Linked DNA regions of Mus musculus: all the other regions are linked to region 2. The links are chromatin loops, found by intact Hi-C in ENCODE. Cell type or tissue: heart. All regions are shown on one strand.

The links. Hi-C counts contacts between places; a loop is a spot of excess contacts. Peaks named below come from ENCODE experiments on the same cell type or tissue, not always from the same donor. Only the 100,000 strongest peaks of a DNase experiment are listed, where the experiment ranks them.
Region 1: a loop joins it to region 2, with 2.9 times the contacts of the local background. A loop is called at or near these places in 3 of 42 quality-filtered maps.
Region 3: it touches region 2 in a loop (6-fold over the local background); 35 of 42 quality-filtered maps call a loop at or near these places.
Region 4: a loop joins it to region 2, with 8 times the contacts of the local background. A loop is called at or near these places in 32 of 42 quality-filtered maps.
Region 5: a loop joins it to region 2, with 5 times the contacts of the local background. A loop is called at or near these places in 39 of 42 quality-filtered maps.
Region 6: it touches region 2 in a loop (3-fold over the local background); 24 of 42 quality-filtered maps call a loop at or near these places.
Region 7: it touches region 2 in a loop (4-fold over the local background); 41 of 42 quality-filtered maps call a loop at or near these places.

What each region holds. Positions count from the first base shown.
Region 1 is chr15:101,900,397-101,904,396 of GRCm38, forward strand. No RefSeq gene overlaps it. Among named protein-coding and RNA genes, the nearest start is that of Krt76, 9.5 kb to the left of the region's middle. In heart, a CTCF peak has its summit at 2,195 (motif pointing right); no DNase peak of the experiment used is centred here.
Region 2 is chr15:101,971,410-101,975,409 of GRCm38, forward strand. It overlaps a transcript of Krt78 not described here. Among named protein-coding and RNA genes, the nearest start is that of Krt78, 19 kb to the left of the region's middle. In heart, CTCF peaks have their summits at 2,462 (motif pointing left) and 2,696; DNase peaks (open chromatin) are centred at 2,452 and 3,152; H3K27ac peaks cover 840 bases; H3K27me3 peaks cover 1,808 bases.
Region 3 is chr15:101,771,033-101,775,032 of GRCm38, forward strand. No RefSeq gene overlaps it. Among named protein-coding and RNA genes, the nearest start is that of Krt72, 13 kb to the right of the region's middle. In heart, CTCF peaks have their summits at 1,207 (motif pointing left) and 1,852; a DNase peak (open chromatin) is centred at 1,839; H3K27me3 peaks cover 2,861 bases.
Region 4 is chr15:101,518,364-101,522,363 of GRCm38, forward strand. No RefSeq gene overlaps it. Among named protein-coding and RNA genes, the nearest start is that of Krt84, 12 kb to the right of the region's middle. In heart, a CTCF peak has its summit at 1,601 (motif pointing right); no DNase peak of the experiment used is centred here; H3K27me3 peaks cover 1,805 bases.
Region 5 is chr15:101,325,370-101,329,369 of GRCm38, forward strand. No RefSeq gene overlaps it. Among named protein-coding and RNA genes, the nearest start is that of Gm52200, 8.6 kb to the left of the region's middle. In heart, a CTCF peak has its summit at 2,056 (motif pointing right); DNase peaks (open chromatin) are centred at 822, 2,062 and 3,872; H3K27ac peaks cover 363 bases.
Region 6 is chr15:101,536,505-101,540,504 of GRCm38, forward strand. No RefSeq gene overlaps it. Among named protein-coding and RNA genes, the nearest start is that of Krt84, 5.7 kb to the left of the region's middle. In heart, a CTCF peak has its summit at 1,961; no DNase peak of the experiment used is centred here; H3K27me3 peaks cover 2,471 bases.
Region 7 is chr15:101,338,073-101,342,072 of GRCm38, forward strand. No RefSeq gene overlaps it. Among named protein-coding and RNA genes, the nearest start is that of Gm35853, 19 kb to the right of the region's middle. In heart, CTCF peaks have their summits at 1,634 (motif pointing right) and 3,898 (motif pointing right); DNase peaks (open chromatin) are centred at 529, 1,659 and 3,868.

The DNA.
Region 1 (4,000 bases), 71 kb before region 2:
GCAGAGGACCCAAGTTCAGTTCCCAACCCCCACGTGGTGACTACAACCAACTCTGACTCCAGTTCAGGGGATCCAATGCCCTCATCTGGTCTCCAAGAGCTCTAGACACCCATGACACATATACATATATGCAGAGGGGGACACTCATACACAAAATAAAAATTTAAAAATTATTAAGTAATATTTTAAAATGGCTAGCATGGATTGAGTCCCTGCTGTGTACAAAGTCTCGCCTTAGGCTATTTACAAGAATAATTTCTATTTGTCACAAAACTCTTCGAGGCCAGAATTTCAATCTCACCTTACAGAAAAAGATATGAGGTTAATTAGGTTGCTTGAATCAACTAGCTCCCTAACCCAAGAGTTTAATCAAATTATCCACTTGCAAGGCCAGAGGTAAATTCACGGAGCCTTTTTTGTCTATACAAACTTCGGCAAGTCCAAATATATCATTTTTGTGAAAAAAATCCACTTTGACATCTAAAGAATGCACTCATGGAACATGACAGCTGGATTTGTCTCGAAGCATCAACCTGTGTTCATGAAAATGGTTTTAAACCTGGTGGATGCCTCTGTGGTAACACAGAAAGCCATCCATCATCATCAAGGTACACACACACACTCACACACACACACACACACACACACACTCACACACACACTCACACACACACACACACACACACATACTCACACACACACATATACACGTGCACGTACATGCATTAATCTTTCCTGTGAAGGTGCCCCCCTCTCCTTGGACAGATGAACCTCAGGTTTGATTTATGGCTCCTCAGTTCGTATTAGCCCCACATTCCAGAGTTACAGAACACACAGGTGACCCCATAAGGATTCAGACAGCCTGTTTAACAGCATAGCACAGTGGTTACAAGGACAGGATTTAAGGCCCAAGTCTGCCACTACCCATCAGGCTCCCTAAGCACTGTAATTACCACACCTACAAAGATCAGTCGCTGCATCCACTGTTTTTTGTTAAATGTCAGGACAACAGCTGCCTTGATGACTCCCCCTTCCCCTCTCATCAGTCTGGTGAGGTCCCGCACTATATGTACCAGCCAGTGAAGAACATCAGGTAATGTCCCCATAGAAGGAGACTGAAGAGTTCGCTCCAGGGTTAAGAGTGCCAGATTTAGTTTCTAGCACCCACATCAACCATCTGTAACTCCAATTCCAGACAACCCAGTTCCTCTGGCCTCCATGGCCACACACACACACACATACACACACACACACACACACACACACACACACACACACACACATGGGATTGGTTCCCAACACCCAAGTCAGGTAGCTCACAACCACCTATAAATCCATTTCCAAGGGATCCAGTACCTTCTTCTGGCCTGCATACATGTACTACACATAAAGCCATGCAAGTACATACACACAATAAATAAATAAATAAATAAAATTTTTAATGAGGATTTCCATTTTACAACAGTTCTCATGAGCTGGACGTGGTGGCTCACACCTATAACCCCAGAAATCAGGAGTCATAGGCAGGAAGATTGCCTGCAAATTTGGGGGTCCCTGGGCTCTGTGGTGATGTTGAGGACAACTTGGCCTACATAGTAAATTTTGAGCCAGTAAGGGCCATCTAAGCAAGATTCAGTCAAGACAAATACATGCATACACAAATAAACAAAAACAAAAAGTTCTCTCAAACGCAGAAAAGTCCCTGTTTAGCTCAACTGTAGCATTGTCCCCCGGGGGCAGGGGTGCTGAGGCGAGTTCCTGTCCCTGTGCAGGCTCCCCAGCAATGAAGCTGCTGCCCTCTCAGGGGCAGACCTGCAAGCTTCGGGATACCAATAACAACTAAGCCTCTTAGATATCATTTAGAGCAAATGAAACGCCACTAGACATCACCCTTTGCTGGGGGAGGGGACTCACATTCCTTGCAAACCACAGCATTAGTGTCATGCAGAGCGATATTTCCCGCCTCATTGATGGAGCTCTAACAATTCATCTGGGACAGGCTTCCAAGCGTATCAGATGCTCAACCACAGCTTCCTAGGAGACACAACCGGCCTCCAGCCTCCGGCCTCCAGTTCAGGTGATTAGCTTGCCCTTAGCCAGTGTGTATGTTAAAAGGGCTTGTAAGGAGTATACACAAAAACCACACAAAAATACATGAAAATGTGTTTTCAGAACTGAGTCTTCTCTGCCATCACATTGTTACCACAAGGTGTCCCCATGTGCGGCCTTTGTCAGCAGAGAGAGAAAAACATTGGGCTAAGGAGGCAGAGAGGAATGGCCTAAGATCCACCAGGTGAGATTTCTGATTCCTGGCTGACAGAAATCCTACCCAGCTTCAGCCAAACAGGGATGAAGAGATCAACTCCAAATTACCCCCAGACTTGACACTCACACCCTCATGAGCACCGGGAGGTTGAAGCAGTCTACAGAAGATATAGCTGCTCTCTGATCTTTGGTGTGTGTGTGTGTGTGTGTGTGTGTGTGTGTGTGTGTGTTATCAGCACTGTTGATGTTTGCTCTGGCCCGAGGCCTGCATCCCAACAAGAGAGAGAAAGGAATCTACAAACACCCCAGTGTCAAGGGGGGAGTGAACCAGTAAATCACCAGTTCCTAGAAAAGAGCTTGTTGATACACCCTCGCCCAGAGTGAGGTGAAGGGGGAGCTATCAGACAGAGGGAATCACGAGTAAAAATTGATTGTTCTTGTCTTGCCCCTGGTGAGAGTCCAGTCATCCAGTCAGTGCACACAAGCAAGCCTTGGCCCCACCTATTTGAAGAATGAAAATTCTGGTAAGAAGGATGAAGAGGACCGTCATCCGGGTTACAGAGAGGTCCAGGTTTTCTGGAGTGCTTCTACACGAGATGTCAAGGGGCTTCTAAAGTGGCTCCAAGAAAAAAAAAAAAAAAACAACAACTCAGAACCAGCTTAGCCTTCCTTGGGATAATATCCAGGCAATTCTCATACCCAAGGAGCAAGCTAAAGCCCAGCATCCTAAGAACCCTTGAAAAGCCAGCATAGAACGGCCACGCTTTAAAGGAAAGGAGAAGAAGGAATGAAGGCTAAAGTTCGGCAGGTCCCTGTGACTGCCTTCAGCCTGGGTTAGAGTAGGCAGGGTGAGGCTGATAATGCACAGGCTATCGTGACATTTGCTTCCTTGGTCTCACATCCTGGTATCAGAGTCATCTGTCATGGCCATTTCCCTGAGACAATGACACCTCTAAGGAATTGTCCTATTTGTCACACTTCTGGGCTTCCTACACCACTCCTAGAGGCTACCTATACAACGGGGCTTCTTAAAAACACCATCAATTTGAGCAAGGGTATGGAGCATAGGCTAGAGTCCAGGAAGGACCAGCAATGGCAGAGGCCACTCTCTGGGTAGGAGACTTGCCCTAGACATTATCCCAAGGAAGGCTAAGCTGATTCTGAATTTTTATTAGAGACACTTTAGAAGCCCCTTAATATCTCCTGTAGCATTCCAGAAAACCTGAACCTCTCTGTAACCTGGTTGGCAGTGCTCCTCACTGTGACTCTACATGTCAGGCTCTGTAAATCTCACCTGCGCCCCTTTTTTCTGTCTTCTCTGAATGAACCCATCAGTCCCTGTGGCTGCCAAAACTACTCTTGTCTTCCAGATATCAATGACGCCCACAAGAGTCTCTCCAATCTGGTGGCCCTCTCTCAGGACACACATATCCAACTACCACCCAGACACTTCCTCTAGCCATCTCATGAACAGCTCTAGCCTGTCTATCCAGGAACTCGACCCCATACCAACCCTACCCACCCACCCTTGCCTGGGAAACTATCATCACCCAACAGCTCACTGCTCTCTGACCCACTCAATCCATTATCAGCCCTGTCATTTCTTCCACTGGGCTCCTAGTTCCTTTCCTCTGAATCCTTATCACAACCTAAAATCATCTCACTCAAGTAGCTGTCTACAGTTTTGTTATTGAACTAGCAAAATTAGAGAAGGCTATATCTGACCTTTGCTCAC
Region 2 (4,000 bases):
GGGTAGTCATGGTGGTACACACCTGAAATCCCAACACTCAGGATGCTAACACAGGAAGACAAGGAGTTTGAGGCCAACCTGGGCTACACCCACAGACTGCCTCCAGAGAAAAATAAAATGGAGAAAATATATAAAGGCATGGCCCACGTGTATGCAACATTTAGCTGCATATTGAGTGTGTAAAGAGTGTAAGAGGGGCATGCAGGATGGAGAGTGTGCCAGGGACAGGTGTTATGAATGTGTAAGAGCTGGTATCTGAGGTTGTATGTGGAGGTCTGGACTCCCCACACACATCCTAGACACATAGCTCTCGGCATGAGTGCTTTGTCATTGACAGCAAGGTTCCATGCTGTAAGATAGTCTCTGACCTGACTTTCTTCTCCTCCTAAGCTTTGAGGGTTTCCAAAGAAAAGCCTCCAACTCCACCCCTCCAAGCCTCACAACGCCCTCTGATCGAAACTGGAAGGAGACCAGAGCCAGTCTGCACGGGGTGCTCGCTCTCTGTAGGGAAGCCCCGTAGGCTGGTGCCCTTTCTCCACCCTTGTTCCTGTGAAGGACTGGATGAGAGCTTCTGCCCCTTCCAGGCTGTAGAAACCTCTCAGACCATCTACTCAGGCAGGCCCACTTCCTGCTACCGGCAACTGGCAGGGACCTTCAGAGCCCACCACCATCCCTTTCCAGGGACAGAGCTCTGCTCCACCCACATCTCTCCAGAGCAAAATAAGGAAAGGGCTAAGGGAGGCACCCTCAAGGAGGGAAGGGCACTGAGAGGGCATGGGTAGGGGGAGGGATGGGGGTGCTTTCCTCGTGGCCTCTTCCAGGAAGTCACTTTTTGTGGTTGACACCATGCCTGAAGATCGCCATTATATGTGAAGCTAATATCTGCCAGGTGCTTTACATAGGCCACCTCTGGCTAAACCTGGTTTTATGGCTAAGAAAGCTAAGGCTCTGCAGACCTAAAAGGACTTGACCGAGATCCCACAACCAAAGCTGGAGTTTGCAGCTGACTGTAATTCCTCTCCAAATCCTATGTCTATCTGCCCTCTGGCATTGATACTCCCCTATCTGGGGGGCTGGGAGAAAGAGCCATGCTCAGACCAGATGGAACATCTGGGGAAGTGTTAGGTGGTGCAGTCGACAAAGATGCACATAATGACCTCAGGAAGGAGGGAGGTGTGTGAATGGAGGAGAGAGGTGGGGAGGCAAAGGTCTGGTCACCTCCGTGGGAACCGTGACCACAGGGGCTCGTGTAGGGTGCAGATAGTGTGGAACTGGAAAGCAAGTGTGTGCCTAACTCCCCCCCCCCCCCCCCCCGTCAAGTCAGGTTGCAACATCTCTGCCCCAAGCCTCAGTCCTCACAGCCATGCCTGGGTAGAAGTCTAGGGCTTGTAGAGGCCCAAGTGATGGTAACATTCAGAAACAGTAAAGCCTGGGGGGGGGGGGGACGGACTCAGAGGAATTCAGCAACCAAAAGAGCGGCATTGAGAAGGGGGACCTGGCTGAGCAGGCTGGTAGGGAAGAAAGAACAGGACCCAGAAAATGGAGAACGCTGGAGAGGCTATGGTGTTAAGGAGCCAAAGATGGACTCCTCCCTGAGGCAGAGCTGGAACAGGTCTTCCTCCCTCCTGGAATGTCACCTTCAGCCCCTGGGCCTTGAGAAGACAACAAGTCACTGGTGAGTTAGATAGGACAATTCCAAATCCCAGGCCCCACACAAACACAAAGGAAAAGGTGCAACCAACCTAGAGAAGGGAGAGAAGTTGAACAAGTGACCCCCTCATGAGACAACAAAGCAAGCAGTGGGACCCAGGCAGATGAAAGCTGGCACCCCTATGACACCATCCTCCCCCTCCTGTGGTGTTTTAGAGGTTCTCAGTATCTCTGCACCGGAGAGCAACAGACCCTACTGGAAGAGAAGGGTTGCTTGCTGAATTAGTCCCACGCTCACTTGGGATTGCGATCTGATCTGTAGAGAGAAAAGGGAGAAAGCAGAAACATTCATGGGAGCCATCTGTAAAATGAGGACGATAGCCCCTGCCTGAGTTATGGTGGCATTTAAGGGGTAGCACGTGTCTACACAGCCAGGGAAGAGTCAGGTGCTTCTATCCTCACCCAGGGCTAGGAAAAGGATGCCTGCCTGGGCCCAGACTGGCAGGTGCTACTCAGGACGGTCCAGCCATGCTCGTTTGCATGCTATTTGCATGTGCTCTTTCTAGCCACCAACACTTGTCACTCCTGTCACTTCACAGCCTCTAGGTCACAAGCTGTCTCTGTCCCTGCTTTGTGCCCTTTCCTGGACTCTTGGTAGCTGGAGGACCCTGGAGGAAGGAAAGAATTCAAACTGGGGGACAGAGGGTCGGAGATGCGACCCAGACTCTGAAGAAGCAATGAGCCGCTGCTATCTGTGGAAACCTGGCTTAGGGCGACCCCTACAGGGCAATCCCAGAATGCAGGGAGACTGGGAAATAGCCTAGCTCCTCCCCTCTCCCCACTGGGGTTGCTCGTGGCATCTCTTCGCCTCCCAGCGGTTCTAACGCTGCCTAGCACCCAGGATCTCCCAGATCCTGAGTCAGCCCAGAAAGTTACCATTTCGCCCCTCCACTAAATAACCAAGACCAAGTGAGTCAACGTGGTCTTCCCAAAAAGCGATGCAAGAGTATTTGGGAGAGTTGGGCTCTAAGAACCATCATTAAATATTCCAACATGAGTATCAGAGCCCACCTTAGGCTCACGTGGCCACCCGGCAGTGCAGAGTGGAAAGGGATCGTGACCACATTTTGGGAAGAGTTTAGGGAGCAGAGAAGACAGTAAGTAATGCGGAGAGATCCTCAAAACCACAGTACACAGTGGCCCTACTAAGTTCTCTTCAGTGAGGCCCATTCCACAGGGGATGAAGCCCGAGAACTGGACGGAATCCCAGCCAGGGAAAGATTTCCTCACAGCAGCGCTCCTATTGGGAGAGTGGGGCGGGGGGGGGGGGGTGCGTGTGACCTGGGAAGACACCATCTTCCTTCCCACCCAGAGTCAGTTTCTGCCTGTCTATTTCAGCAGGGAGGGGACCAGCGAGGGAAATGCAGCCACAGCAACATTGGACTAGGAGGGGAAATGCTAAAAATGCTCTGAGCCTGCACTTGGCTTGTGGACAGACACAAAGGGTCTTGCCTTTGCCGTGGGCTCCTCCACCCGCAGTGCGCCCCGGCGTGTGAATGGGGCCACTGGAGAGGGCAGGGCCGAAGGGTGTGTGTGTGAGAACAAGTGAAGTCATTCTCTCTGGGTGGTTCCTTTTAATTAGCACCCTGAAAAACTCCCAGCCAGCAAAATTGAGTCTTGCCAACAGGGAGCCCCACCCTTCTGGCTCATCCAAGCCTTAGGGGCAAAGTGGGGGACAGAAAAATCTAAAGGCAAAAAAGAAAGGGGCCTGCTTAGAGTCCAAATACTGAAGGGAGCCCTTCTTAGCCTTCCAGAGACCCTTCGGTAGGTCAGGACAGGGGTGCAGAGGCTGGCAAAGCGTGGCTGAGAAGGAAGAGAACAGAGAGTGGAGTGATTGCCATGTCCCAGAACCTCTGGGAGTCCAGACCCTGAAAATGACCAGTGTCCAGCCAGCCCTGGAGGTTGCCCTGTAGATAAGACATCAAGGACCAGGAGTGAGAAAGACATCCAAGCTCCACCTGGCCCTTTCACCTTTATACGGCTTTCTAATCAAAAGGTCACCTGGTCCCTTGTGGTCAACCTTCAGAACGAGCTCAAAGGGATAGAAGTCACAGAGGGTTCCATAAAGGGGACAGAACAAGTACTGTCCCCTTCTTCAAGATCCCTAGCCATGCAGACGAGGTGTCCCTTTGGTTTGTCCCCTCTCCCTCAAAACCCTTCTCCAGGTGACTCTTACCAGGCTTCCTAGGACCCATGTCCTCTGTCACCTGATAGTCTCACTCTACCTGACATTCATTTTTTACTAGGAGCAGAGGTCAAGGCCAGAGTCCTTCTGGATCTCATCTCCCAC
Region 3 (4,000 bases), 200 kb before region 2:
ACTGGGTAGGACCAAGGTACTGGGCACCAGGTAACACCAGAGAAGGTGGGGATTGGGAGGAAGAGACACAGAGGTAGGATATCAAGGGGGGAAAATGAAGGGTGTTGAGGGAAGATAGAGTCTGAAAAAGCTGCTCAGTGAAGAGCCGAGACTGAAGAAAGGGGCTGCACACCACGGCTGGCGACAGACTGCCAACCAAGCCCTTGAAGCTTGTCAACACAAATATCCGCATGCTGCCCAGCCAGAGACTGAGGGACAGGCCACCTGCTGACTTCAGGAAATGTCCTGCCCGAGCCCTATCCCCACAGACGCAGACTGGTCATAGAACTGGAGACTGGAGCAAGCAGTGGTTAGGAGCCGCTAGCTGTCGGCCACTGGAGCTCAGAGCCACAACATCATCTTCTCCCTCCGTAGCTAGAAAGCTCTACTCACCCTTCCCTCACAGTGCCAGGGAGGGCGGGTGCCAGGGAACCAAATCCTCACTTCCCTAGTGACCAGGGGTCTCAAGAAGGCAAGTGGGGGTTTGATGGCTGGCCACAAGTCACAATGCCCACTGCCAGATCAGAAGGGGGCTTTGTAAAATGAACCAGGAGCCAGGAGAGCCAAGATGGGAGAACAGCGACCACCAGGGAGCCAGGAGACTGGAAGCAGTGAGATCAGGACTGGGGCACACTTATTTTCCAGGTCATGAGGAAGAGCAGAGGGTAGTGTGGAGCAAGCCAGCAGCCATGGGAAAGAGCCTTCTGGGGTCCGAGGAGAATGCAGTAAGAGCTGTATGGAGCAGGACTGGAATGGGCTAGTCTGGTAGGCACATTTCAGAGAAGTTCGGAGCAACTGCTTGTCCACGGCTTACAGGCACCAGTCACTGGAATCAGCACTTCAACCATTTTAACTCACCCTCACGCCAATCCTTTCCCCTTCTCCCCATTGTTAAAATAAAGAGACAACAAAGGCAGGCAGACTGATGAGTAGCAAAGAAACAAAGCCAGGAATGAAATGCACTGCTGGTTGGCAGTGTCCCAGGCCACCTCTGCTTCTTCATCTATAGTTACAGCTGGAAGGACCTGGAACCTCGGAGATCTAGATCTAAAACCCTTGTGGGGACAGACGGTAGGAAATATGAGGTTAGGACCATCGGCCTCCTAAGGGAGACCCACAGCAACATGGGATGTGGAGTGGATGCTACCCTGAGGCTGGAGGAGATAGGGAGGACACCTCTACACCCCAGCCCCCTGCTGGTGCTGAAAGGAGCTGCCAAAGAGGAATACAGAGACAGACAGGCAATGCAAAATAATCACCAGTCACCCTGAAGGCATTTAAGGCAATGGAGTCCTGGGGAACCCACAGAGTAGCCTTCCACATCCTCCTCCAGGAAGCCCTGTACAAGATTGTCTATGTACAGTTGTGCAGTGCTGGTTCATCTGCTTTGAGAGACAGTTATTCAAAGGTCGCCCTTATAGCCAAGGTTGGGACTTGCTTGAGATGCCAGTGGGACTTGGAGGAGGGAGTGTTGCTGAGTGACTGACCTCCCACGCTCCCAGGACCTCTGACACAACAGGGATGTTCTCAGACACCTGAGGGAAAGCCCTGTGAAAGAACAGCTAGCTACTGAAGGTGGGGAGGTTCAGAAAGAGGGGGCTGCCTCCTTTCTCCTTCCATGAGAGGAGAGGAGGGGAAGGAGGAGACAGGAGACAAGGCCCTGGCAACTCAGTGTTTGGGAGCAGTCTAGGCATGCCAGGGAGCCAAGCAGCTCCTCCCCCAGAGAGGCACTGGGCTGACCCGGGTTTATCCCCCACAGCTTCTTTGTAATCTTTTTCTCAGGGCCGAGGTAGGTGCAGTACCAGGAGCTGCTGACAGAGGGCAGTGTGTGCACAGGTTAGATGTACCAGAAGTGTTAGCACTTGAGACAAATCCAACGTTCCATACACAGTCTAACTCTATCAACTTCTGCTGCTGCCCGACTCCTGGGCCCTGAACCAATCAGTACACATCCTACAAACACAGAGAAAGACCCACAGATGCAAGTCCCGTGGACAGAACATGGTGCTGAATACCTCAAATCCCAGTATTCTGGAGAGACAGGAGGACCATGGCAAGTCAAGGGCCAGCCTGGGCTACACAGGGTGTTCCAAGCTAGCCAGGGCTACTCAGCAAGACTCTTCCCAAATGAAGTTATCAGTCACTCAGATCTTGCAATGACACACGACAGGTTCAGGTCAACAAACAACAGTGTATATAACCAGGTCCCAGAGTGGGATAAGAAGGCTGAAAACTTTCTGTCATTTGATGATGCTCCAAAGCACTGGGTAGGACTCAGGTGTTCGTGGTAAGTCTGGAGAACACACACTCACAACACCACCAGGCATAAAACAATTATAGGCAGTCGCAATACTTGACAAGAAGACAGATGGCTGTCACCAGTGCCTGCATTGCTACACGATGCATTGATTCGTCATCTTAGAGAGTGTGACTTCTGCTTATCCACTGTGCTGCCCCAGCAACAGCTGTGTACATCTTTTCAGGGTTGAGCTGCACTGCCTAGGTGGGCATAAGCACACTCCGCATAAGCACACTCTGACGCCTGCACCCTGGCACGATCACCTAGCAACACTTTCCAATCACGTGAGTCTTCATTACGCAACACACAGCTGCAGTCATAACAGCTGTGAGGTGTCCTCCACGACTGGAATCACAGACCCCAGAACCTCACAGGGCTTCAACGCCCACTTCTGTCCCTCCTCGATACATGGTCTGATCCTTGGTGAGCTGTTTAACCTCCCTCCCTGAGTCCCAACACCCCAGAGCAAACTGGGCAGTATGACAGTAGCACTTTCATTGTTGACAATGGTCCATACCAGTTCTCAGGAGAATTAGCCATTCTGCCAGGTAGAAAAGTCTCCAATGGGGCTGAGCTGAGCTCCCGGCACACCAAAAGGACAAGGCTAGCTAATGTTAAACCCATTTTTACAAGGGCATGATTTTTCTACTGCGCCACAACTGGCAATTAAAAGAAGCAAAATCCAAAGTCAGAATGCCAGGCAGGTCCAGAGGGACGTTAGCCTGGATGTCTTTGCTTTGCCTCTTTCCCAAGGATCAGTTTAGCATTTGATGATATCAAAGGGCCCCCATTTCAACAATAAATTATGTAAAGTGTATGTATGTGGTTGTGTTAGAAACACAAACCTACTAACCCGGTGTTTTCTCACTTACATGGCAAGGCATTAAGGCGTTTGTATTATGTAGGGCTCTTAATTCCCCAGAAGCAAAGACTCCACTTAGTAGCACATTCTCGCAGGAAATATATCCTGAGTTGAGCCACACATGAGGACCCTGGGACAAGAGGGTGTTGAGGGATAGGGGAGGGACATGCATGGATACCAGCATAGGTTCAAGGGGTGTCACAGCTACACAGGTACCTGCTGAGACCCTACTATTCCCAGGTACTATAAGCAGAACTCTCATTCCTCTGAGCTTGCACTCCTGAAGAGTGGGGCCTGGGGAATGGTCGGGCTGGCAGCTAGAATGTCACTTCTCTTTTCATGCTAGGTGGCTTGATGGGGTTTCCTGGAAGAACTGGGCACAACAGGTGCATGGGAGGGAATGAAATTTCATCCTGGCTACAAAAGATGAGGAAATTATTTTTCTCAATAAGTGGAAAATAGATAAATGGCCCCTGGGTGAGAAGAGTCTAGTCAGCTAAGGGATAGACTGATATGGATCAAGGAAGGATGGACATAGGAAAAGATGTCATAGGCACCTGGAACGCCACCTTTCAACAAAGCTTGTTCTTGAAAGACCGGCCTGCCCATGATAAGATCTCTGTTCACATCAGTTGGCTGGCCACCTGAGAAACCAGCATCCTTGCAAAGAGACACACGCCTACAAAGATCACCCAAACTGCTCATCTTCCTATGCTGATAATTCTTCATAGAAGTTAACTCTACTCGCTGCCATGTTAGACACTGTGTTGTTTGTTGCTGGGTTCTCCTACCCTCAGTAG
Region 4 (4,000 bases), 450 kb before region 2:
GGTGTCCTCAGGAGATTGGCTCAGGAACTCTGAGCATAACAAAGGGCACCCAAGGACAGTTGAGACCTTCTACAAGCTGTGTAGAATTTGTGTGGAGACAACACAACCATTTTGAGTGGGACACGTGTTCAGCTTGAGTGGAGTTTGCTGTGTTTGGTTGAACTACAGACCCAGAAAACAGCTGTGCATTTCACCTTGTATTTAGTGAGAGAACAGACAAGCTGTGTCATGGGTCTCCCTGCTGATGCCCCCAGTCCCTAAGTCTCAACTCAGGAGACCCACACATCACAGGTTAGGCTGGACTGTGGCACTTACCTCTAATGTCCCTGTGACTCCTTATGTCACCTAGACTCTGAAGAGCAGGTGACAAGGCCTTTTTCTGCCTGTCCTTTTGCTTCTTCACATGTCTCCTTCCTGTGACCTCAGCACCCATGCTGGCCCTTGAAAGTGACAAGCACACACCCGTCTCAGAGCTTCCAAGTGGGTGTCTTTTCTGTTCATTGTTCTCTCATCCACAAGGCTTGCTCCATTGGTGCTTGTGGGTCTTTTGTGCAAATGTCATCTTTCAGATTCTTCTTCTTTCAAAAATGGTAACCTGCCCTCCTACCCTAAGGCTGTCTCCATCCGGCTTACCTTGCTCTAATCTCTCTCTCTCTCTCTCTCTCTCTCTCTCTCTCTCTCTCTCTCTCTCTCTCTCGTGTGTATGTGGTGTGTGTGTGTGTGTGTGTGTGTGTGTGTGTGTGTAGTAACACACACCCATGTGGGAGCCTGTGGAGGCCAGGGATTAACTTCAGTTATCTTCCTCAACTGTTCTACATCTTATTTTCTGAGACAGGGTCTCTTCACTGAACCAAAGCTCTCTTTTTTAGGTTGGTGAGCTCTGTAAATTTACCTGTCCTTGCCCCATTGCCTTGGGGTTAGAGATGTTCATGACTGCACCGTGGCTTTTACATGGGTGAAGAAGATCCAAACTTAGGTCTTTGTGTCCACATGACAAACACTTGACTCATTCATTGAGTTGTCTGACAGACTATGATCTACTTTTAAAATATGTTTTAGAGTTTAAACCCTCTATTGCACTGTATAATCCATGCATCTTACATAGCCACCATTGTGTGTTTATCGCCTCATCCCAAAATAAGCCAAAAGGGTACAGGCATTTTGTCTGCCATTGGTAGGTTCCTAGCACTTACAACTGCTCTGAGAATTCAGTGTTGGCTGACTATATATGTGTATAAATGAACAGCTTTCTCAAATATTTGAAGGAGGGCAGAAAATGCCACATTTGTACAGCTGTAGACTTCCAACCCGGAGGACCACTCCAGGTTTGAAAACTGCTGGACTTAGAACCTTATATGGCTCTTTCTTGCCCCAGAGTGATGTGAGTATCCTCTGGGAAAAAAGACTGTAGGGTACAGGAGTTTGAAAAGATAGCCACGGTTGGCGAGAGGGAGAGATAGGATTCTTCTGCAAAGTTTTTTTTTGATCATTGCAATGTTTGGTTCCTAAATAAAATTTTGGAGGGGAAAAATGATTTTAAAAGATGTTCAAGTTTCCTGCCACTTGCCTTGGATTTTCTAGCATGAACCTCTGGAGCTAGTGGCCAGCAGAGGGCAGCAAATGCCTTCAGTTGGCCTTCCTAAAGCCTGAGGAAGAGCAGGGAAGGCAAAGGAGGTGTCTGGAGTTGCCCAAGATGTCAACTCTTTGGGAACTGAAGCTGTCCACAGATTTGTGTGCCCACATGGCATTCACCTTGGATAAAAATGCAGTAGTGGGTTTCTGTCTCTATTTGTGAGTCACTAATAATAATAATAAGAAGAATGCAGATGCATCTATTGAAGCAACATGAAGGCTTTCTTGTGCAGCACCTACTGAGTGCCAAGTAAGGCCAGCTAAGTGCTTCAGGTGCACTGTGGCATGAGCTTGACCTCCACAAACTCTTGGAGGTTGGAAATAGGTCTCCAGTCTACCCACAAGACAAGTGGCTCATTAGTGTTCAGGGTCAGGCAAGCACGTGCCCCTGTGTAGGAGTTTAACCTCTTGGACCTTGGGTTTGCTTCTGTTGATGGAAGCAGAAGAGGGGAGCTCCTGGCACAATAATGGATGGACCATGTGTATCACAACCAATTACTAATGTGGGTCTGTTTAAGTCTATGACTCTATTTATTTATTTTCATTTTGGTCTTCCGGATGTTTGCCTTCTATCACCTCTTTTTTGTTTTCTTTAGATTCCTTGAATATTTAAAAATGTTCTTTTAGGGGTTGGTGAGATGACTCAGTGGCTTGCTGTAAAGACTGGTGACCTCAGTTTGATCCCCAGAACCCAAGTCTATGTAAAGGTTAGGGAGAAAACAGATGGCACAAGATAGTCTTCTGACTTCCACAGTCATACCTTACCACACACACACACCATTATAATAAAGTAAAACTCAAAAAATTTACTTAAACTTAATTAGAGTCTCAATGCATATAAAAAATATTTCCCAGTCTACATAGAGCTAGAATATATATGTATGCACTACACACACACACACACACACACACACACACACACACACAGAGAGAGAGAGAGAGAGAGAGAGAGAGAGAGAGAGAGAGAGAGAGAGGATTTGTATGTAGTCTAGATTGACCTGGGAGTGTTTATATAGCTTGGGCTAGCCTCAGATTTACTTCCTAACCTCCCAAACATAAGGACTACAGGCATGTACCAGTATTCCTGGATAGAGCTAGGGCTTTATTACTTCCATCCCCACCTGCTCTGAAGTGGCTGCTGTTTTGTTTTCAACAGTTGTGCACTTTTCAGAGTCTATAAAGGAGTCTATAAAGGAGTGTCTAACATCTGTTGGATACATTGTGTCCATTCCTGCATTGCTACAGAAGGCAAGACAGTCTCTTACATCTAGTTAGATACTTTGTATCCTTCACTCTGCTACATGAAGAAAGTCAGTGTCTTACATCTAATTGGATACTTTGTGTTCTTCATCCCTGCACTGCACGTTTCCCAGTTCCCCAAGGTGTCCCCCCCCTTTACTTTGAGGGGCTTGCTTACAAAGCATACCTGTCTTTTATCCCCCCTGCCTTTGCTTCAGAAGGATGTGCTTGCTGGCTATGGAGTCTTGAACTTGCAGGGCCAAGATAAAGCTCAGTGGAAGAGGCTTAGCCAGGTCACACCAGGCTCTGGGTTCCAGCTCTGGTACCACACACATAGAAACATCACCAAACAAATAGGCACCTGAAGTCCTTTTCCTACTTGGCCCTTGGGAGTTGCAGTTCGCTGCCTCACAGCCTTCTGTGCTTCTGATGAGAACTCTGCTAATGCTGATTTGAATTATTGCTCCCATGTGCAATGTGATACTTTTTCCAGCCTAATATTTCCCAGTTCTTTTTTCCTTTGTTCTTCCTAGTGGATAATGACTATTATTCTGTCTCCAGCACACTGAGTCTTTCCTGTCCATTCTTCTCTGTTCTCACATTCCAAATATTCTACTTTCCAGTTCTAAAAGATCTACTTGGGTTTGTCTCTATCATTTGTTCTCTAGTGCTGAGAAAATCTCTTTCTCTGTTTCTCTCTCCTCCCTCCCCCTTTCTTTCTTTATTGAGGATTGAGTCTAGTCCCTTGAATATGCTGGGCAAATGCTCTATCACTGATCTATGTCTCATCCCCTTTTAAGCTTTCTGTTTTGAGGCAGGGTCTTGGAGTATCTAACTTCAAATCTCCAAAGTCACTTAGGCTGGCCTTGAACTCAGTCTGTAACCAATAGAGACCTTGGATTAAGTTTGTAATTTTCCACCTCAACCAGAATGCTGAGATTATAGGTCTGAACTACAATATCCAATTTACTCTCTTAGTCATTTCTGATGTGTGTCTCTTTACCTTATAGAGCATGGTTACAGTAGTGTTTCATAGTCTCTGGGTGATGACCTTCACAGGCATATCATTGGTGATGAGTATCTGTTGACTATCCCTCCCTGTGGGAAGTGCTTGTGTTTTCTTGACTCC
Region 5 (4,000 bases), 650 kb before region 2:
GAGCTCAGGAGGGTTTTCACGGGGGCGGGGGGGGGGGCGCAAAGTGGGCACGCGCATTGTTTGTAACCGTCCCTGTGGTGGTTTAAATGAGAATGGCCTCCACAGGCTCATAGATTTGGCTACTTGGTCCACAGTTGGTGCAACTATTTGGGAAGGATTAGGAGGTGTGTTCAGGGGCCAAGGTGAGCTTGGAAGTTTCAAAAGCATTCAAAAGTCATCAAAGATGGTTCATGCTGTGATCTATCTATCTATCTATCTATCTATCATCTATCTATCATCGCATCTGATTCATGCTTGTGGATCAAGATGTAAGCTCTCAGCGGCTATGCAAATACATTTCTGCTTGCCTGCTGCCATGTTCCCTACCACAAGGGCCATGTGCTCTAACCCTCAGGGACTGTGAGCCCAAATGAACACTTGATAAGCTGACCTGGTCATGGTGTCTTAGCCCCAGCAATAGGAATGTTACTAGAACAGTCCCCAGGACTGTTAAATCTCAGGACATCTGCAGAATGAAGGTGCCCAATTACATGATATTGTCAATAGGTGCTTGCCAGGTGAGCAAGTGTGGAAGTGTTCAACTTTTGAAGGCGTGGTGCGGTGGGGCCTTTGAGACGGTTTCCTGTAGGTAAGTGGGCCGGGAGCTGGCTGAGGGCCAGGATGACCATGAATTCCTGATCTTCCCTTACCCCACTTTGCTGAGCTAAATCCTAGACCTGAACCTCATGGAGATGCCCTCATGGTTCTCTTGGGAGGGCTAAGCCCATAGCCATGCCCCTTCCCCCTGGGAGGGCTAAGTCAATAGTCACCGCCCTTTCCCCCTGGGAGGTTAAAGCCATAGTCATGCCCTTCCTCCTGGGAGGGCTATCCCATAGCCACGCCCCTTCCCTGGGGGTGAGTCTAAGCCCAGAGTTACGCCCCTTCTCCTTGGGGGGCAGTCTAAACCCATAGTCACGCCCCTTCCCCCTGGGAGGGCTAAATCAATAGTCATGCCCTTCCTCCTAGGAGGGCTATCCCATAGCCACGCCCCTTCCCCTTGGGGGGCGGTCTAAACCCATAGTCACGCCCCTTCCCCTTAGGGGCTCTAAGTCCATAGTCACGGCCCCTTCTTGCAGAGATACTTAATTTTCACGAGTGTCTTAATTTTCTGTCCTAAGGATTCACCAACTTGGTGGCTTAAAACACCAGAAATCGATTACCTCACAGGTCTGTAAGTCCATGTTTATATCAAGGGGTCTGCAGGGCTGTGGCCCTGGTGAAGGCTCCAGGGCAGACCCTTCTTCTGCCTCCTTCTGCTGGCTTTTAGCAGCTTGGAGGATTCCGCAGTCCTCGTAGATTTGCTCTGAGCTCACCACGTGCCGGTGTATTCTTCTTGTCAGTTTCTCACAAGGATACCTGTCATTAGATTTAGGGTTCACTTGGGAACTAGAGGGGATCTCACTTGCATACTCCAGATGAAGTCATCCTCCCAGGTAGATTTTTCTGGGGCCATTGCTCAACTTACTTTAGGGTTTTTGATCTAAGCCATGTATGTTTCATAGGTGGGAGAAGATTCTGTGGGTTCCTGACGACCTCACCTGGAGGACTGCTTTGGCCTGTTTGGCAAGTTCGTCGGTTTCTCTTGTGTATGCACACTGGTGCCCCTCTCGAGTGGCTCATAGGGCTACCGGCAGCTCCCCCAGAAAGCTGTTTAGAGAGGAGGGTGGAGTAATGGGGCTATATAGAGAGGTTTGGTTAAGCCCTACTTCTGCCTGCTACAGGGACTCCACGGGTGGGTCCTCCTGTACAAACTCATTGACAGGAAGGGAACCCTTCCGTTGGTTCCCTCACCTTTCAGCCCAGGCCCACGTCACAATCTCACTCATCAGCTTCAGGGCACTACTCTGCCTACTTTTCGAGCTCCAGTCCAACCATCACTGAGTTGAAGGAAGACTCAAGCTGCAGCACCGCTTGCCTCTGTTTCCTAGTTCACTCACCCTTGCCAACTGCCTGGTGGCTTTCTTCACCAGCTCTGGTTCGGTCCCAAGAGCCTAAGGAGGTCTAGTCCTATGTTGTCCACTGGAGGGCGCTCCTGCTCCGTGGAACTTGCTGTTTCCCAGTGGGGGCAGGGCTGCGGCAGCTTTTCTGCGGGAGGTGGACAAGAGAGGCTGTTGAGCCTGCCCAGCAGGTCTGGGTGTGGTGTGAGGAAGCTGCAGGCCTGGGAGAGCTGGGTTATACACACATGGTTTAAAAGGTGTGTGTGTGTGTGTGTGTGTGTGTGTGTGTGTGTGTGTGTACATGAGGAGAAGGGCAGTCAGTGATGGTGTCAGTTGTAAATGTCCTGGTTCCTCTGACTCTCTCAGGCCTAGGGTCCCCACAGTTGTGTTGTAAGGACTCAGGTAAAAGACTGAGTCTGGCCCTGTCCACCCCCACTCCCTTCCACATTTTCACTCAAGGACAGCTTTGGAGTCTTATGTCACTCTTCTTATAAGTGAGATTCAAGCAACCATACATACTCCTGCCACAGGACCATCATGGGATGTGCTGGACATGCAGGGGTGTGGGGTGGGGATCTAGTTCGGAGTCAGGGTGGCAGGGGATGTCAGGTGGAGAGAGCTGGGCTGGAGAACCTATTGCTCAGAGGTGCAGGTGTGAAAATAGTGTGCAGGTGTGAAGTGTGTACCCAGGGGTGAAGAATGCCCAGGTATGAAGTATGTGCAGGTGTGAAGAGTGCACAGGTGTGAAGTGCTGCAGGTGTGAAGAGTGCCCAAGTGTGAAGAGTGCGCAGGTATGAAGTGTGTATCCAGGTGTGAAGAGTGTGCAGGTGTAAAGAGTGCCCAGGTATAAAGAGTGCCCAGGTGTGAAGAATGCCCAGGTGTGAAGTATGTGTGCAGGTGTGAAGTGTGTGCAGGTGTAAAGAGTGCCCAGGTGTGAAGAATACCAAAGCTGTTGCTGGGAGTCTGGGTGAGAGGGAAGAGGGCCTTTGGAGCTGGAACCTGGAGCCTGCCTTAGGGCTATAGGGAGGCCTAACATGGGCTGGAGGAGTATGGGGCTGGCCTGGAAGGAAAGATGGCTTTCACTGTGCCTGGGCACCATTTTGTACATCATGGGGTCCTGCTGGGTTGGGCTGGGTGTGGCTGGCAGACAGTGGATTCTTGGTTGCTGTGGTGGGTTGAGGGTCACTCCGTGATGAGGACTGCAGGCTGAAGGCGGAAGTGTTTGGAGGGTTGTGCTATTAACCCAGGCTTTTGAAAGACCCACATTGTGACAGGGAGAATCATCCCTCTGATGAACATGGGGTGAGTTGAGGTTGGACGGTGGGGGCAAGAAGGGCAGGGACCTGGGCCATGATGGCTGCTGGAGAGCAGGGCGGGTTTCCTAGGAGGAAGAACCTCTTCACTGAACTGAACTGAACTGAACTGAACTGAACTGAACTGAACTGGAGAATCTATGAGAATCTGCATCTCTACTTGGGACACCCTGGCCTGGGACCTGGCCTTACCTGTCCCCAATCTCCTGTCTCCCCTGGTTCCCACTGCCCACAAGTGGCTGTGACTCCTGGCTAGGATTCTGGTGTGAGCCCTGGTTATATGGAGACCTGGGATTGGGTAAAAGAGCTTCAGCCTCAACCCCACTGAGTGACGTGACATGACAGGGCCTCGTGTGTGTATGTGTGTGTGTGTGTGTGTGTGTGTGTGTGTGTGTGTCCTTGGCTCACCACTCTCTAAGCCAGGGCTCCTCATATGATGGTGACAGGCCCAGAAAAGAGTCACCAGGGATGGCCCTGCCTCCTCAGGGCTGAGGGTGAGAGGAAGCTGAAGGGAGTGGTGTCAGGGATTGTGGAATGTGGCCTCAGCTGGGGCTCAGAATCCCCTCAGCTGGCTATGGCAGCTGCCTTGGAAGTGGTTGAGGTTGTAGAGACTCAGACCAGCAAGCTAGCCCTGTGCTTCTCTCTAGATAGCAGCTGGCAGGGGTTTTAGGATGGAGAGGGGGTTTCCATAGCAGGAAGATCTGGGGGCTG
Region 6 (4,000 bases), 430 kb before region 2:
AGAACCCCCTCCTAGCTAGCCAGGGGAGGTCCAGGAAGTCCGGGTAGGTCTGGCTGGGCCTGTGGGTGTGTGTGGGAAGGACAGGAGGGGAAGCCCAGGAGCTGAGGAGGCTTTGCTAAACTGCTCCTTCTGCCTGGGCATGCGTTTGTGCTGAGCTTCTCATGTCGAGACCTGCTCCTGTCTGGAAAGCGAGTTCTGGAGTGGCCCCTCCAGAGTGCCTGGCTGGGTGGGTGGGTCAGAGGCAGAAGCTACCATCGTCCGGCACCTTCCTGTCTGTGCCTTCCCAGACTGAGGGTCCAAAGGTTTCCTTAGGGGAGGTAAACTGATCCATTTTTATTGGGCAACACCTGCTACCTACCAAAGGATGAGTTTTTCTGGCTGGATTCAAATTTCTTGCCTACTCCACATAACCAGTCCGGAGTGAAAATGTTGCTCTTGGCAGTATGTGCGGCTCAGATTGCTTCCACAGAGCTCCACCATGCTTTCACGGTGTGTGCGTTGACTGCAATCATGCTGGCAGAGCGGCATCTTCCTGCCCTATGGTTCTGATGTCCCAGCTTCCCTTCCTCTGCTAAGGGTCCTTCCCTTCCCTTCCCTTCCCTTCCCTTCCCTTCCCTTCCCTTCCCTTCCCTTCCCTTCCCTTCCCTTCCCTTCCCTTCCCTTCCCTTCCCTTCCCTTCCCTTCCCTTCCCTTCCCTTCCCTTCCCTTCCCTTCCCTTCCCTTCCCTTCCCTTCCCTTCCCTTCCCTTCCCTTCCCTTCCCTTCCCTTCCCTTCCCTTCCCTTCCCTTCCCTTCCCTTCCCTTCCCTTCCCTCCCCTCCCCTCCCCTCCCCTGCCCTCTCCTTTCCTCTCCTCCCTTCTCCTCCCCTCCTCCTCCCCCACCCCTCACTCCACCCCTCCCCTCCACTCTATACTGGGATTGCACATAGGGTCTTGTGCATGTTAGGCAAACTGCTCTACCACTGAGCTACATTCCCACCCTTCATCTCCTACTACGTTGCCCAGGTTGTCTTAGAACTATCTGCATTCCATGGCAGGCCTTGGATGTAACAATCCTTAGCCCCCCAGAATCACAGTGCCATTTTTGAAGCCATTGTCCCAAGCCAAGCTGCTGGGTTTCTTTCTGAGTGCTTGGTAACTCTAGCTGGAAAGAGGGCGAAGTAAGTGAACCTGAGACCACAGAGGTGACTGGATGAGGAAGGGTCACTGGGAAGCACAGGAGCAAAGGATTCTGGGGACAAGTTCTGAGGCAGAAAGCACTCGACAGCCAGGGCAGGGAGAGGCACATGGGCTTGTGAGACACTTGGGAAGGCAGACACAGGAATATAGTGCTCACCTCCAGTTCCTCTCATCCTCCTCAGAGCTCTGCAAACTGCTCCCTGGCTGTCCCTACTGGGACCCTCAGTGAGTAGCAAGGTTTAGATTCATGCCACCCACCAGGATAGGCGATTCCTCCTGTCTCCTGGTACCCAGTGGGTCTGCACAGAGGGAGGTGTTTTTGAGAAGAGTGGAATGAGAATTGGCAGGTCACCACCAGGAGGCACTTTCATGCTGTGAATCACCTCCCACACCGTGGAAGGAAGAGTAGCTACTGCAAGACGATACAACCTGAAGAAGCTGTGTGGAGTCCCTGAGATGTAACCAGGCCTGAGCTAGGGTGTCCATGGCTGCTGCGGGTAGCACTTGCTTGGGCTCTTCCACCTCCTAGCAATCACTCTCAGGAGCCCGACTGGCCTGGAATCAAAGTCTCACAAGAGGCTGGTTGCTGACTCCAGGCCAAGAGTATTCCTAGTTCCAGAGACCTAGGTTATAAACCAGGAGGGAGTTTGGCAGGCACAGGTGCAGGCAGAGATGGAGGCTCTCCCTCACTATGCCCCTGCCAGCTGCTGTGCCTCACAGTAATGGCCTCTTTCATCTCACAGTCCTGCAGACCTTTGAGCTTCAGGCTTGTCTGCTACCTGTTGCTCTTCCGGAAGGGGGAGCTTTTGAGTCTTGCTGGCTACACTGAGACCCCAAGTTCTGTCATGCCCTGCCCCCCACCACTCAGCCCTGCCCCCGCCATCCAGCCATATTTCTGTCAGAGACAACGGCTATAATCATTGCTTCAGTTCTGCACTCCCACTAAGCTGCTCTTAAAAGCCCCAGAGTACAATGCACAGCTCCACACAACAGGCTTATTTAAGGGGACTTGGTAAAATTTCTGTCAGATGTTTGCAGCTGTCATTATTTCCCTGGCTCCCAGCTTCCTCTCCGGCTGGCCCTTAGGAGCTACCTTTTATCTGTGTATTTCCTAACACATGCAGGAGTCACCCAATTAGTGGCCAATCGTGCCAGCTTCTTTCACTTCGAGTGCTTCAAGGATTGCCCATGTTGTAGCACCCATTAGCATCCTATTTCTTCTCAGGAATAAAGTTATATTTTCACTGTCCAGCTGTGCCATATCATTTTGCTTATCCGCCGATGGGTATCTGAATCGTTTCCAAGTCTTAGTTATTATGAACCATGTAGCAGCTTTTTTGTGTATGGAAACACATGTTCATTTCTCTTGAGTATGTATCTAGGAGTGGACTAGCTAGGTAACTCTATGTGTAACACTTTTGGAAACCAACACTCGGTTCTCAGCAGTGATTGTGCCAGTTAGCATCCTGTCACAGGTGTAAGCAATCAGGTATTTCCATCGGCCTAACTTCAGGGACCTGGCAGCAGATTACATCATTACCTGCCATCTCAAAGTACTTCAGGTGTGGCAGGTGTGGTTCATAAAAGGTACTGGCCACACCAGCTCTCCCCTCAGCTTCCAGGATGCAGGAGAGGGGAGAGGGGGGAGGGGGAGGGGGAGGGGGGAGGGGGAGGGGGAGGGGGGAGGGGGAGGGAGGAAACTGAGAGCTCAGTCTTTCTTTTTCATGTGCTCACTTCAAGGCAGCCTTTTGCTCTCCCCCCTCCCCCAACAAACTTTTTACACTAGATCTGTTGCGAGGCATAATTTCTTAGTGGCACACCTTGGCACAGGCCTGCCAAAGGTACCTCCAGTCTCATCTCTCCTAAGGGCTCTTAGTATTGTTACTTACAGGAAGGGTTGTCTCCTTCACCTCTGTACCATCAGCACTCCAGCCTGACTCAGGCAGGTACTTAATATCTGTTGTTGGCTGGGTGTGGTGGCGCACGCCTTTAATCCCAGCTCTCAGGAGGCAGAGGCAGGAGGATCTCTCTGAGTTTGAGGCTATTACTGGTTTACACAGCAAGTTCCAGAACAGCCAGGACTTCATAGAGAGAGCCTATCTCAAAAGTAAAATGCAAAACAAAAATAGATTGCCCAAACAAAAAGCGGATGAGAGGGTTCTTTTAAACAGGCTGCCCAGAATCTGCAGCTCCAGGCTTCCCATCACACTCCTCTCTTGGGTCTCTGTGAGCCTCTCTAACCAGCTTTCAGCACAGCCACTAGCTTGTTTTGAGCATCATCTATGGTTGCACAGTTTGGTCCAGAGTTCTGGGAGGTTAACAGGCCTTGTTTCTCATCTTGGTATCATGGGCCTCTAGCTCAGGGCTCTGCACAGAATGGAGACTCTGAATGTGGTTGTGGGAAGGAGGAGGCACCTTCTGATTCCAGCAGGGGCCACCACAAGGGACAGAAAACTCTCGAGGAGGGATGAACTCTGAGGTCAATGCAGCCAGCAGGGAGGGTTCTAGGGCCTCATGAAGGGTGAGACTGCTGGCCTCCAGGCTTAACTCCAGTCCTTGGACTCCTTAAATGAGGAGAGGTTAGGGGGGTGTCCTGGTCCTCCTCCTAGGCCAGATGTCACCCATTTCCAAAGCTTGCCCCTGGTGGGAGCTCCAAGGCCATGGGGACAAATGGTGGAGATGGGAGATGCTAAGCTAAGTCTTGACATAGCATGATGGGGTCCTATGTGTCGCCTCTAGATGTGTGTATGTGCATCCATGGAATGGCGAGGCTGTGCATAACATGTGCTGTTCATAACACGGAGAGTGTCTTGCACATGTGCG
Region 7 (4,000 bases), 630 kb before region 2:
AGTGTTGTGACTGATATAAAGCCTCCAGGGGGTGGCCTTGAAGCCCCATAGACCTTGTGACTGGCTTGATGGCTCTGTGGCTCTGTGTCAGCACATGAACCATGGTCCTTTTCCTCTTGACACAGGACAAAGAACTCCTTTCCTCTGCCATAGGCCATAGGGTATTGGGAGGATATGTGCTTGGACCCCAGAGCTTTGCTTCAACAGAGCTATGGTCTTAGCATATGCAGCTTGTGCAAACAGGGAGGGGGTGAGCAGGCCGTAGAGTCCTCAGGAGAACCCTATGCTCCCCAAGTCTCACACCAAGGCCACAATGTATCCTAGGCTCCCCAAGTCTCACGCCAAGGCCACAATGTATCAAAGTAAAGCCTTTTGTGGCCTAGGGATTAAATGATCCCTAAGCTGTCTAGTTTGCACTCCTTGTCTGTGACCAAGAGGAAGTGGAGGCAGCAGGAATGCTAGAATCCAGCCAGGTCCTGTCCCAACAGGCACCAGAGGGTTGGGCTTCATGGGCTCTAAGCACAGCGGTAGCTAAGCAGCCTCAATAAACAGTGGAAACACACAAGTGCCCCCAGTGTGTGCGTGCTCCTGGTCACGTGTATACCTAGGTTGAGGCCACAGTGTTTCAAATCATAGATAGGGACCATTCTTGTCCCTTTCCAATCCTGTCACAAACAGGCCTGGGATGTGTTCTGTCAGTCACAGAACATTTGTGCTGTACCTGGCCAACCACACACATTATCCTCTTCAGTCCCTATAGCCCTGGATGCAGGTAACCTTAGTACCCATTTTCAAAGATGGGGAAACTGAGACTCTGAAAGTTGTACAAGCCCAAGGGCAAGGGCAAGGGCAAAATCAGGCTTCAAATTTAGTTCCGTCTCACTGTGGAATCATTTCAGCACTTTTGGGATGTGTGCATGTGAGCAGTGACCAGGGTATGTGCACACATTTGCAGAGATGGTTGCTATGCTGGTGGCCGGTGTCTGTAGGATGCCTCCATTAAGATGTATACACTTATATGACCCATAAAGCCCAAATGCATATGTTTGTGTATGCGTGTGTATACATGTGTGCAATGCATGTCTATATTCACTAGTGCAAATGTGTGATGTGTGTGTACTGTGCCATGTGGTTCTCTCAACCTCCCTGTCAGCCCATGTGCCTTCTCTCCCTTCTTGGCTCTGGACACAAGTGGAATACCTTAATATGTTTCATGGAAGGACTATCAGGCTGGTGCCACATGGGTTTGTGACAGCCTTGTAGACGGCACAGGAGCCTTCGGGAGTCCACAGCTTGGGCAAGAAATGCCAGATGTGAAGAAGAAAGGGGGTTTCTCAACCTCCAACCAGGGACAGAGATCTGTAATAGACTCCATTAAGGAGCCCTGAACCTGGCCCCTTTATTTCTCTCTTAGGGTTCAACCTCAGAACTTGGGACAATTCTCCTATGACCCTACAGGGGGCCCAGAGTCAGGGCACCTGTGGCTCTCAGCACAGATCTCTGCCAGGCAATCCACCTCTGTACTGGAGGCAGTGGAGGGGAGAAGGGAACCCCAAATGGTGCTAAGCCTCTTCTGTGGCTCACATAAGTAGGGTGTTGTCCCAGTCCCTAAGGTAAGGGCTCACTGTTCAGTGTGCTGGTATAGATGTGACAATGGACAGCAGGGGGCGCTCGGAGCCTGCAGATTGTAGATAGAGCCACAAAGGAAGGCAGGTGAAAGGAGGGTAGGACTGGCTCTGTGCTGTGTGTGTTTGTGTTGTGTGTGTGTGTGTGTGTGTGCTGTGTATGTGTGTGTGAGAGAAAGAGAGAGAAAGACAGAGACAGAGAGAGACACAGAGAGAGAGACAAAGGGACACAGATGTGTGCGTGTGTGCGTGTGTGTGTGTGTGTGTGTGTGTGTATGTGTGTGAGAGAGAAACAGAGAGAGACAGAGAGAAAAAGGGGGAGGGGAGGGAGAGGGGGAGGGGGAAGAGGGAGGAAGAGAGAGACACAGATGTGTGTGCACGTGTGTGTATGTGTTGTGTGTGTGTGTGTGTGTGTGTGTGTGTGAAAGACAGACAGAGAGACAGAGACAGAGAGACAGAGACTGAGTGACTTCTCTGTGTCTTAGCTGTGCTGACCCTAAAGTCTGGGAGTTGGGGTGTTTGTACCTTGGCTCTGTTTGCTTTCCTTTGGGCAGAAATTAAGTGGCTACTGTGACAGCCATCAGACTCAGATATCTTAGCAGACACCCTGAAAGCTTAAAAAAAAAATGGAAGCAAGCCAGCAGAGGAGGGGTGATCTTTTATTTCTGAGCAGAGGCTCTGGCAAGGGACCTGGAGACATCACCCACATTCCTCCTAGGACAGCTGTGTAACCCTTGCCCTTTCCCCTGCAGATCCAGAGTCGGATACCTTGTCAGAATGTCATATAGCCTTTGATATTCAGCCGTGCTTTCTCTAGTCCCATGCCTTCAAGTCCAGAAAGCACCACAGGTTCTCCCTGCTCGAGCCTGCCTCCTTCAGTTCTAGGGTGACTTTCTGGGCTTCCTAATCCCCAGAGAGTGACAGGTGTTCCCCTTTCTCTTTTGTGTCTTAGCCAACCCCCCATTAGCTCTCTGTGGGAAATCCCAAGTGTGGTTTCTCCTTTAAAATGCTTTTTTATCAGCACACATTAATCATACATAACGATGGGTTTCATCACATTTTCACACATGTATTGATTTTGATTATATTTTTCTTCTCAGGTAGCTTCCCTTCCACTTCCAGATCACCTCCCCTTTTATGAGCCAGGGTTTCACTGTGTAGCCTCGGTTGGCCTGGAACTAGCTATCTAGACCAGGCTGGTCTCAACACAAAGATTGCCTCTGCCTCCCTAGTGCTGAGATGGAGGGCATGTGACATCACATCCAGGTTTATGACGGGATCTTGAGGGGCCTAATCCTATGCTGTCTCTGTGCAGGTAGCCAGTCACAGCTGGTGTGAGTTCATAAGCACAGCAGCCACGTCACGCCAGGAAGTCAGCACCTCACCCCAATTCCCCAACTTCCCCAGGCTCTTACGTTCCTTCTACTTCTTCCCCCCCCCCAAGATGTTCCCTGGGCTTCGGAAGGATGTTCCCTGGGGTCTGGATGATACAGACGTCCCATTTATGCATGGGTATCCGATGGTCATTTCTTCTCTCTGTTCTTGACCAGGCATCAATCTTCACAACTATGGCTGATCATTGCAAAAAGAAGCTTCTCTGACTAGAGTGGACAGGAGCAGTATTCTCTGGGCACAGATGTAGTTATTTAGATGGCCATTCTTGGGCACACCATGTCCATTTAGCAAACCAACAGCAATGGTTTCTCTACTAGAGTCTATGACTTCTTTGGCCACAGGCTTCTGACTGAGTTTTCGGTACCAGATGTAAATTCTCTCATGTGGAGTGGGCACCAGGTCCGATCTAGCACGGCCCCTTATTTTGTCTGGATACCAACCAAAGCACAAGAAAGAGATCAGCATGATCCCTTATTTTGTCTAAAGCAAAAGAAAGGGATCCAGGGAACAGGGGCAGTGGAGTTGCAGACAGTTGGGTGGTTTCTTGGAATGGGGTGTCCATGGGGGGTGGTGGTGATGTTACTCTAGACCTGATGCTGAGGAAGCAGATGAGCAGGGGAAGGGTTTCATGTGAGTTATACCACCGCAGCCACTGGGCGCTGTGGCAGCCATTCAGTGGATGGTGTTGGGGAGGAAACAGCGCAGGAAGGAAAGGGGCATCGGTCCTGAGTGACTCTCAGAACTGAGGTCTAAAATTGGAGCCAAGTATATGTAGGTCTGAGGCTGGCATTTAGCACTTCCAAAGACATCCCTAGCTGCTTTCTTTCTGCCTCTTTCCTGGAGGCTCCAGAGATGTGTTGGTTTTGCCTCTGCCAGGAGAGGGCAGTGGTGGCCGCTGTGCTGGTTGTCTGGGCTGGTCAACCTTTTTCTACTGGGGAGCAGCCTGGGTGACTGTGCCAGAAGGAAAGAGGAGGGGCTGG